Linked DNA regions of Homo sapiens: regions 1 and 2 are each linked to region 3. Evidence: chromatin contacts called from ENCODE Hi-C or POLR2A ChIA-PET data. All regions are on one chromosome and are shown on one strand. The core of a region is the stretch at or near the end of the contact, and the rest is flanking DNA. Distances in the headings are between cores, read along the strand shown. Region 1 overlaps LOC105378741 (a long non-coding RNA gene). Region 2 has its middle 25 kb from the start of LINC01767. Region 3 overlaps LOC124904186 (a long non-coding RNA gene).

Region 1 (2,783 bases), core at 8-2,507, 180 kb before region 3:
AAAGTTTAAACTATGTACAAGAACCTTCTCAAGGAAGCAGATAATTCATTGAGATAGATGCTTGGGGGTGAGGGCAAACCTCAGCTATCAGGAAATTCATCTCAAGTTAGCAAACGTGAATTCTCCTGTGATCCTAGGGTAATGAAGTAGTAACAGCAATAGAAACAACCATAATAATGGCTGGCTACTGCATTGTACTCTGCCTCTTAGGAGTACTTCCATTTTCTCATTTAATATTCAGATCAACCCCATGAGGAACAAATAATAATTTTTATTATCCACTCATTTCTCCAAGTGAGGAAATCAAAGCTCAGCTTGGTTAAGTAGCTTGCCAAGACAGCAGAGCTAGTCAGTGGCAGAGTAAGAATGCAAACCCTAGTCTTCTAACTTGAAGCCCAGTGCATTTCCCACCCTCTGATCTTCTCTCATCCTTATAAATAGCCATAAGACTAAGTAGTTCAAAAATATCTTCTTTCTGGTTCTCAGGCCCATTACAAATGCCACTTGCCCTGGGTAGGAAAATAAAGCCCAAGCTCTTTGCTGGACTATGTGCTAAGTCCTTGGCGCCCAGAAATAACCTCCTGGAGACTATGGGCCTTATATTTACCGCAAAGCAGTGGGTAAATAACTAGTTGGTGTTTTAGTGTTTTGTGGTCACTTAATCTGTTGTGTTGCTTCCCAAGACTCTGAAGGTTTCCTTTTTCAGTTAATTCTTATTTACGTTTCTGAGGTCTGTGTTGTTTTGGGTTTGGTTCATTGGATGTTTTTCTTGGAATGTGTTGCCATTGGCTTCAGGATGTTCCTGCTCTGCTATTTCATGGAATTTTCCCCGAGTGTGGATTGCTATGTATTTCTTCGGGGCAGTGAGCCAAGGCAGTGCTGGTATGTAATCTGTTCCTCTGGCCAGAAGACTTCTTGTCACCCATCCACATGGTGCTTGGTTGTATTTCTCCACTGATAATTCCCCTCCATCTGTTAATGTGCAGGAACCTTGGACTTCAGCCATCTTGTGTGTTGTGCGTTATTGGCTCTGGATAAGACAAGGCCAGTTGCTTCTGATAGAGATTGTGTCAACTGATTCTACCAGTTTGTTCTATCAGCCCAGGGTTGGGGAAGGAGATAGATGCCAAGTGTCATAGAAAGAGTGGAGAAGGCTCACAGGGTTAATGCTATAGACAAAGCAAGAATTTGTGATTGAAAACGTCCAGCCCTTCACACAGCCCTATGCCCCAGTAGGAGAAGAGCCAGGAATGCCAGGTGCATTGAAAACACCACACTCTCCCATGGCTCTCAGCGAGCCTTTCTTCCTTTGTCTTTGACAATCCAATACAAAGTATGTGCCAAAGAAAAATAAGAATTTGTTCCATATCAGAAAGTTTCGTTCTTTGGATATTTTCTTTGTGGGTAAAAATAAAATATTAGAAAGGTCAAATAGTGTTTGTTCAATAAAATGGTATGCTTCCCAAGGCTTTCAGCCTAATTAAGATACAAAGCACACATTGAGGCAGAAAGTTGCCCTCGATAAATTCTTTGTTTGGCTATTTTATTTATCGTACTTCATTCCATTGTTTTGTGTGTTGTATATCTTACTCTTTCCATAAGGAATTTGTGATAGCTTACAAAAATGTGTCAATAAAAAATAAAATATCTTTAAATCACTGGAAGCATCAAGGTGAATGGATAATATTAAAGATATGAATAAGATTAGGGTTAGTATTTCATAACAGATAACCCTGTAAAATTGTTAAAAGCGATTCATCAAATTGACTAAAAAAATCCTACCGTTTATCACTTGAAGTGTGCTGTGGCTCTCTAATCTATAGGTAGTCTAAATTGGGTGCATTTAAGAATCTGCACAGTTTGATTTTAATTTGGAGGTGAAAGAGGCCAACTCTAATCCCCACATTGACTTCACATGCACTGGCGCACATCTGAAGGTCAACAGTTTTCATATTTGCAAAGAGACAAGAGGAGAACTAATACTTACTAGGTACCTAATACATATTAGGCATTGTACCAATAATTTGACATTTAATAATTCATTGATATTCTCAACCACTCTATGAGATAATAATTACCTCCATTGGACAGATAACATAAGCAAAGCTGAGTAACTTGGGCAAGTGTACTCAACTAGTAGGGACAAAACTAAGATCAACACAGGTATATTTGACCTCAAAGTCAACGTTCTTCTCATACTGTGCCTGACAGACAGGTAAGAGGGTATGGAATATGCTTCCCCCAGTTGATGAGTGTCGAAACTCTCAAACAAACGTGGTTTATTCTGAGCTTGCCCTCAAGCTGTAGGTTGACCAGGAAATAAGTATAAGTTCAAAGCAGATCACAGTGTTTGGAAGTTAAGGTCAACAGAAAGACATATCTGTGGTTATGACACTATACACTGCCATACAAATGTCCTCCAACCATTCCAGAGAGAACATAGGTAAGTTCCTCCAAATTGAAGACATTCATAAAAATAAAAGAATAAGAAGCTATAGTTGTATATGGAATGAGCAGTCATATTAATCAGACAGAGAATGGCTATGGTGTTTGTTGTACCTTCCAGTCAGAGCAAACCAGTAACATTAGAAATCTTTGTGGTCTCCAAAATTCTTGCATCTCTGACCCTTCTCAAGTGTCATCCTCTCTATTTTTCCCCATTTTCCCTTCCTGGCAAACTCCTACTTATTCCACAATTTCTCAAATGCCACTTCTGCAACGACTTTTCTCTGTCTCTCATATGACCTTAAAGAGCTCTCTTTTCTGTGCAGTTACTAAAGTTA
Region 2 (2,899 bases), core at 226-2,725, 130 kb after region 3:
AATGCATGGAAATTCCAGGTTCCACTTCTCTGCCAACCCTTGGTATTATTTGTCTTTTTATTTTTAACCACGCTAGGGTGCAATGGTATCTCATTGTGTTTTATTTTATTTTTTATTTGTATAAATTTATGGGGTACAAGTGTAATTTTGTTACATGCATAGATCATGTAGTGGTCAAGTCAGGGCCTTTAGGCTATTCATCACTCCAGTAACATAGATTGTACATTTCTTTGTCTGTTCTCACGCTGCTAATAAAAACATACCCAAGACTGGGTAATTTATAAAGGAAAGAGGTTTAATTGACTCACAGTTCCACATGGCTGGGGAGGCCTCACAATCACGGCGGAAGGCAAAGGAGGAGCAAAGTCACATCTTACATGGTGGCAGGCAAGAGGGCATATGCAGGGGAACTCCCCTTATAAAACCATCAGATCTTGTGAGACTTATTCACTACCATGAGAACAGCATGGGGAAAACCAACCCCATGATTCAATTACCTCCCACCAGGTCCCTCCCATGACATGTGGGGATTATTACAATTCAAGGTAAGATTTGAGGGCGGACACAGAGCCAAACCATATCAGTACCCATTAAGTAATTTCTCATTATCCACCCTCCTCCCACCTTCAGACCTTTCCCAGTCTCCAATGTCCATCATTCCACACTCTATGTCCATGTGTCTATATTATTTATCTCCTACTTACAAATGAGAACATGTGGTATTTGTCTTTCTGTGTCTGATTTGTTTCACTTAAGATAATGGCCTCCAGTTCCATCTGTGTTGTTGCAAAAGACATAATTTTATTCATTTTTATGGTTGAATAGTGTTCTACTGTGTATATATACCACATTTTCTTTATCCAATCATGCATTGGTGGATACTTAGGTTGATTCCATATATTTGCTATTGTGAACAGTGCTGCCATAAACATATGAGTACAGGAATCTCTAAGACAATTTAAACCCTTCCTCTTGCATGACCTCTTTCATCAAATTCCCACTATTTTAATAGATGGTTTACCTGCACACTTGCATCACACTTTTGGGGTTTTATTTGTGCACAACAGTACAATACAATAGGATGGTCACAAGGTTGACACTCAGTATTCAAGTCTCCATTCCACTATTTGCTGAAAGAATTTAAGAAAGTCCTTTCTGAGTCTCAAGTTCTTCACCTTAACAAAAAAGTAAATAATAATACTTAATGCCAGGGCAATCATGAGAGTTAATATGCAGATATGTGAGAACATATTTTTCATACTAGAAGGCTGAGAAAAGATTAGTTATTGTTATTAATATCAGTTACTATGAATTATCCAAACATTAAATTATTACTAACTTCCAGGCATTGAGCCCTTGAACTAAAAATTTCTGTTTGAATATGTATTCAAATATTTTTGAATGAGTCAATGCAGGTACTGAGATTCCTGAGTGGCTTGAAAGGCCAGCCAAGAGGTGACAGGCATGGTTCCACATTCAGGAAACTTGCAATCCCGCAGCTAAAACTCAGAGGTGCCCTAAGGAGAGTCAAACTCCCAGGAGAAAACAGGGAGGGTGGAGGGGAAGCATTTTATGGGAGTGAGAGTGGGCCCACAACCTCACTAAACCTGTTGTCCCAGATATGTGACTTCTTCCCTTGGGGCCCCAGTCTCTTCCTGTATAACCTGGTATTAATGACCAGGAAGTCCTCTAAGTACTCCCATTACCACCCCAAGCCTAGCAAAGTCTCCGGCACACAGTAGGTATCCAATAAATATTTGTTGAATAAATGAACTCTGATATTCTAGGATGCAATTTAAGATTAGATCCAGATATGTGGAGAGGAGAGAAAGAAAAGTTCTTCTGGAGAGGAAAAGGCCCACCAGCTTTAGGCTTTCAGGAAATGATTCTTGGTACAGGGGTAAGGGATAATCCTTTTCCCCTTTCCCACCGGATCCAGCCCAGGTTTTCTCTGAGACCCTGACTTTCTTAGGCAGGGAATGTTTAATTATTTGTCTGTGAGTCCGTACCCCAGCTGGATAGAGTTAATAAACCAGCCAGGTCTTTATCTTAACAAGAAGTCTTAGAATCAAATTCTCCCCTCATTAAAGGCCCAGAAATCTCCCTGACAGCAGTGGGAGTTTTGCAGGCAGCCTGAAAGTGGAATTTAGTCTCCTAGTGAATTCCTCCATGGGCACAAGCCTAGAGAAGTGGGAAGAATTATATCATTGGAAGGGAAGGAAGGAAAGAAGGGAGGGAGGGAGGAAGGAAGGAAGGGAGGGAGGGAGGGAGGGGAAAAAAGGAGGCAGGAAGAAAAGAAAAGAGGACAAGCCCACCCCCTTTTCCTTAAAACCCTAGCCTAGCACAGTGCCAGGTACCCTGGAAATGTCAGAAAATATGCCTGGATGTTGTGTAAACACGTCTCCTTAGAGCTTGAGGAAGACACTACACCCTGGAGTGTGAGTTGAATGGAGCTGACTGAGTGGCCAATTGTTTTGTTCTTTTATTTTTTTTAATTTACAAATAATAATTGCAAATATGTATGGCATACAGTGTGAAGTTTGATACATTTTTACATTGTAGAATGATCAAATCAGGCTAGTTAACGTATCCATCACCTCACATACTTACCCTTTCTTTGTGGTGAGAACATTTAAAATCTACTCCTTTTTAGCATGCCGCGTTATTCACAAAAGCCAAGATACGGAAACAACCTAAGTGGCCATCAATAAATAAATGGATGAAGAAAGTGTGGTATATGTACACAATGGTAAACTATTCAGCCTTAAAACAAAACAAAACAAAACAAAACAAAAAGAAGGAAATCCTGTCGTTTTCGAAAACGCAGATGAACCTGGAAGTCATCGTGCTAAGTGTACTATTCTTTACCTTAGTTACAGCTCCTGGGGCTTGCAGGGAC
Region 3 (2,700 bases), core at 33-2,532:
CTAACCCTGATTGTTAATATAAGAACAGCAGGTATGGTTTATTACGTGCAAACCCCTCCTAGCAGTTCATGCTCTGGCTCTGCTAGGGCCTCATACAATGGCTTAGTAATAAGCCCAAATCCTGGGATCCAAATCCTGCAAAATCCTGCCATACCCAGGAACGTTCTGAGCTGCCTCTTTATTTATGGATGTTTCACCTTTAAGATAGCCTCCTTTCTGAATGGGTAGCTTTTAAAGTCCCATTCGAACTTTAAGAATTTCTAAATCTATGAGTGTAAGGAATTTCTCTTTTAACACGTATATTCCTGAGCATATTTTGCTCAGGCAAATATTTTAGTAAAGGGAAAAGAGGGAAAAAGTTGGGAGTGAGTGCCCACATCTCTCTCTTGTCTTCACCTCATCTTTGCCTACACCCCAGTCCCACTCAGAAACTGTGTTTGTTTCTCAAACATGTTATGCTCCCTCACCTCCAGGGTTTTACACATATTATTTCTTGTCCCTGAATTACTCTTCCTGGATTATTCTTCAACTAGCTAATTTCCTTTCATTCTTTAGATCTTAGCTAAGTGATAAACTTCTCTGACAAGTCTTCCCTGCCACCTGTCACCTCCATCTTCACGACCCCCACCAAGTCTGGATGGAGGGCCTTTCACACAGCATCTCATAACTCTCTGGGCTTCCCTCACTACAGCCCTCATCACACTATATTTTACTTGTCACTTTACAGGCCAATGTTTCCAACTAGACTGTCAGGGCCATATCTATCTGTTTCAAGGCTCAATAATTCTTTGTTGAATGAACAACAAGGTGAATTCAATCTAAAGGGTTATGGAAATACCTTTTAAAAGTACTAAAAATTCACAGGTGCAGACCTCTTCTTTAAACTGTGGCAGCCCCAAGGATGTCACATGTATTTCCCACTTTGCTTTGCCCCCATCCTCATTGATGGACATATGCTCCATATTGGCCTTGGTGCCTGCAGCTTGTGATTCATGCTGAAAGCACATCTGAAACCCTCATCTTTATAGCTCTTTTCTGAGAAAATTACCCAATCTGGCAATCTGTCTGGCCCCAAGGATACTTGACAGATCAAATTGAACCAGGCCAGATGGAAGCGGGAAATGAACTCCACCATCAAATTGTCCAATGCCTGAAAAATGTTGGCTTTGAAACAATGCAGGTCTTCTCATGCATTTCCTAGAATCAGAGGAAGGTGTTCTCTGCTGCGTCAAGGCAGTGAGGCCTCTGTGTTCCTGACTGAGGCCCCCAAGTGAGCTCCGTGTCCACAGCAGAGCTCCCTGCCAGGTGGAGTGTCACAGCTGTGGAATCAGAGAAGTTGTGCAAGAGGAGAAGGAAGTTTTCCAACTCAGCAAAAGAACAAGTCTTGGAGACCAAGCTCAGGGAGAGTGGGAATCGAAAACAAGGCCAAGAATTATGAAATAATGTACACGTGGCAAAAACTAAGGCTCTTTAGTAACTGCAAGATCTAGAGGGAAGTGAATGAGCAGAAAGTTGGGAGGAAGAATGAGAGTGGTCAGGAACACACAAGGAATTGCAGTGCTTTCTTACAACCTGGCATTTGTTGCGAAGTTTTCTACAGAGTTAAATTGTATGTTAATGTATTCACCAATCATTTATGCAGCTTTTGTGCTTAGCATAACTCTCTGGATCTGCACTGCTACCCTAGGTTCTATTATTATTCCCATTTTAGAAATGAGAAAATTAAACTTCAAAGAGGCCCTCAAGTGGTCAGGTCAGGCTTTATGCCCAGGACCTGTGTTATCCAAAGCCCCTGTTCTGGATTTGAGCCTGCCCTGAATTATCTTATAAGCTGAGCAATCCTGAGCAGTCTCTTTCCTCACATGCAAAATGAGAGTGTTATAACCAATGAGATAATTGATATTAAATGATTTCAACTATAAAGCACTATGCAAATTTGAGTTGCATGTATTTGTTTATTTGCTTGCTTGCTTGTTTATACACTATTTTATTTCACAATGAGGCCTGAGTGAGACCACACACGGTAAAATAACACTGTATGATAATTTGAATATTCATGCAAATAGAAGTACAGAGCAGATACGATTTTCTGCCTCACAAATCTTCATGCAGAGTCTATGCACACAAACAAACATAATGACTCCAACATGCAATGCAGAATAAAACATGCTGCATGGCCTCAAGAATCTCAGATTCTACAAGAGAAAACAGAGCAATAAACAGGCCTTTTTAATAGTACATTCAGCGCTGTTGAAAAGAAAAACACAGCAACTTGCAACTTTGGGGACTGTGACAGGACATCTAACCCAAGAAAGCACCCCTGGGATTTCTGAGCTGTTTCCTGAAAAATGGACTGGGTTACAAGGCTAAGCCTGGACGTGAAAGAGGAGCAGCGTATTCACACCCAGGGCAAGAGGGTGTGCTGGCTGGCAGGGCTGTGGAACTGAAAATAATTGGCCTGACTGAAACTTAAGTTATAGAGGCAGGTAGGATATATATGATAAAGTTACCTGACCTGAAATAATCCCTGGCTCTGCTCACAGATGTCCCCATTCCAGAACACACTGAAACATAGTGGGGTCTTCCAGAGCCTGATGCCTCACTCAGATCTAGTCACTTTTCTAGTTGCTCCTATGTGTACATCAACCTTAGCAACCTCTTACCTACACCACATCTCATTTCTCTTATAAGCAAAGACAA

Evidence for each region. Hi-C counts contacts between places; a loop is a spot of excess contacts on that map. ChIA-PET counts read pairs that join two places held with the same protein, here RNA polymerase II (POLR2A). Pooled maps may share reads with other maps.
Region 1: a loop to region 3 is called in a map of ascending aorta, with 2.8 times the contacts of the local background. The contact joins two enhancer-like sites. A Hi-C loop is called at or near these places in 3 of 168 maps with a recorded cell type or tissue (ascending aorta, gastrocnemius medialis and psoas muscle) and 8 of 50 pooled maps. POLR2A ChIA-PET finds 5 or more read pairs at or near these places in 1 of 52 experiments (naive thymus-derived CD4-positive, alpha-beta T cell).
Region 2: a loop to region 3 is called in a pooled map of right cardiac atrium, with 2.1 times the contacts of the local background. The contact joins two enhancer-like sites. A Hi-C loop is called at or near these places in 1 of 168 maps with a recorded cell type or tissue (cardiac septum) and 1 of 50 pooled maps. POLR2A ChIA-PET finds 5 or more read pairs at or near these places in 1 of 52 experiments (WTC11).

Annotation. Positions count from the first base shown.
Region 1 is chr1:56,073,339-56,076,121 of GRCh38, forward strand. All of the region lies in intron 2 of LOC105378741 (a long non-coding RNA gene), which reads right to left. Among named protein-coding and RNA genes, the nearest start is that of LINC01755, 130 kb to the left of the region's middle. Within about 2 kb of position 1,258, at least 12 of the 41 ENCODE cell types and tissues checked have a DNase peak (open chromatin) inside an H3K27ac peak, as active enhancers do; they include ascending aorta, gastrocnemius medialis and psoas muscle, where a contact is called at or near this core.
Region 2 is chr1:56,388,461-56,391,359 of GRCh38, forward strand. No RefSeq gene overlaps it. Among named protein-coding and RNA genes, the nearest start is that of LINC01767, 25 kb to the right of the region's middle. Within about 2 kb of position 1,476, at least 2 of the 41 ENCODE cell types and tissues checked have a DNase peak (open chromatin) inside an H3K27ac peak, as active enhancers do.
Region 3 is chr1:56,254,674-56,257,373 of GRCh38, forward strand. All of the region lies in intron 1 of LOC124904186 (a long non-coding RNA gene), which reads right to left. Among named protein-coding and RNA genes, the nearest start is that of LINC01767, 160 kb to the right of the region's middle. Within about 2 kb of position 1,283, at least 17 of the 41 ENCODE cell types and tissues checked have a DNase peak (open chromatin) inside an H3K27ac peak, as active enhancers do; they include ascending aorta, gastrocnemius medialis and psoas muscle, where a contact is called at or near this core.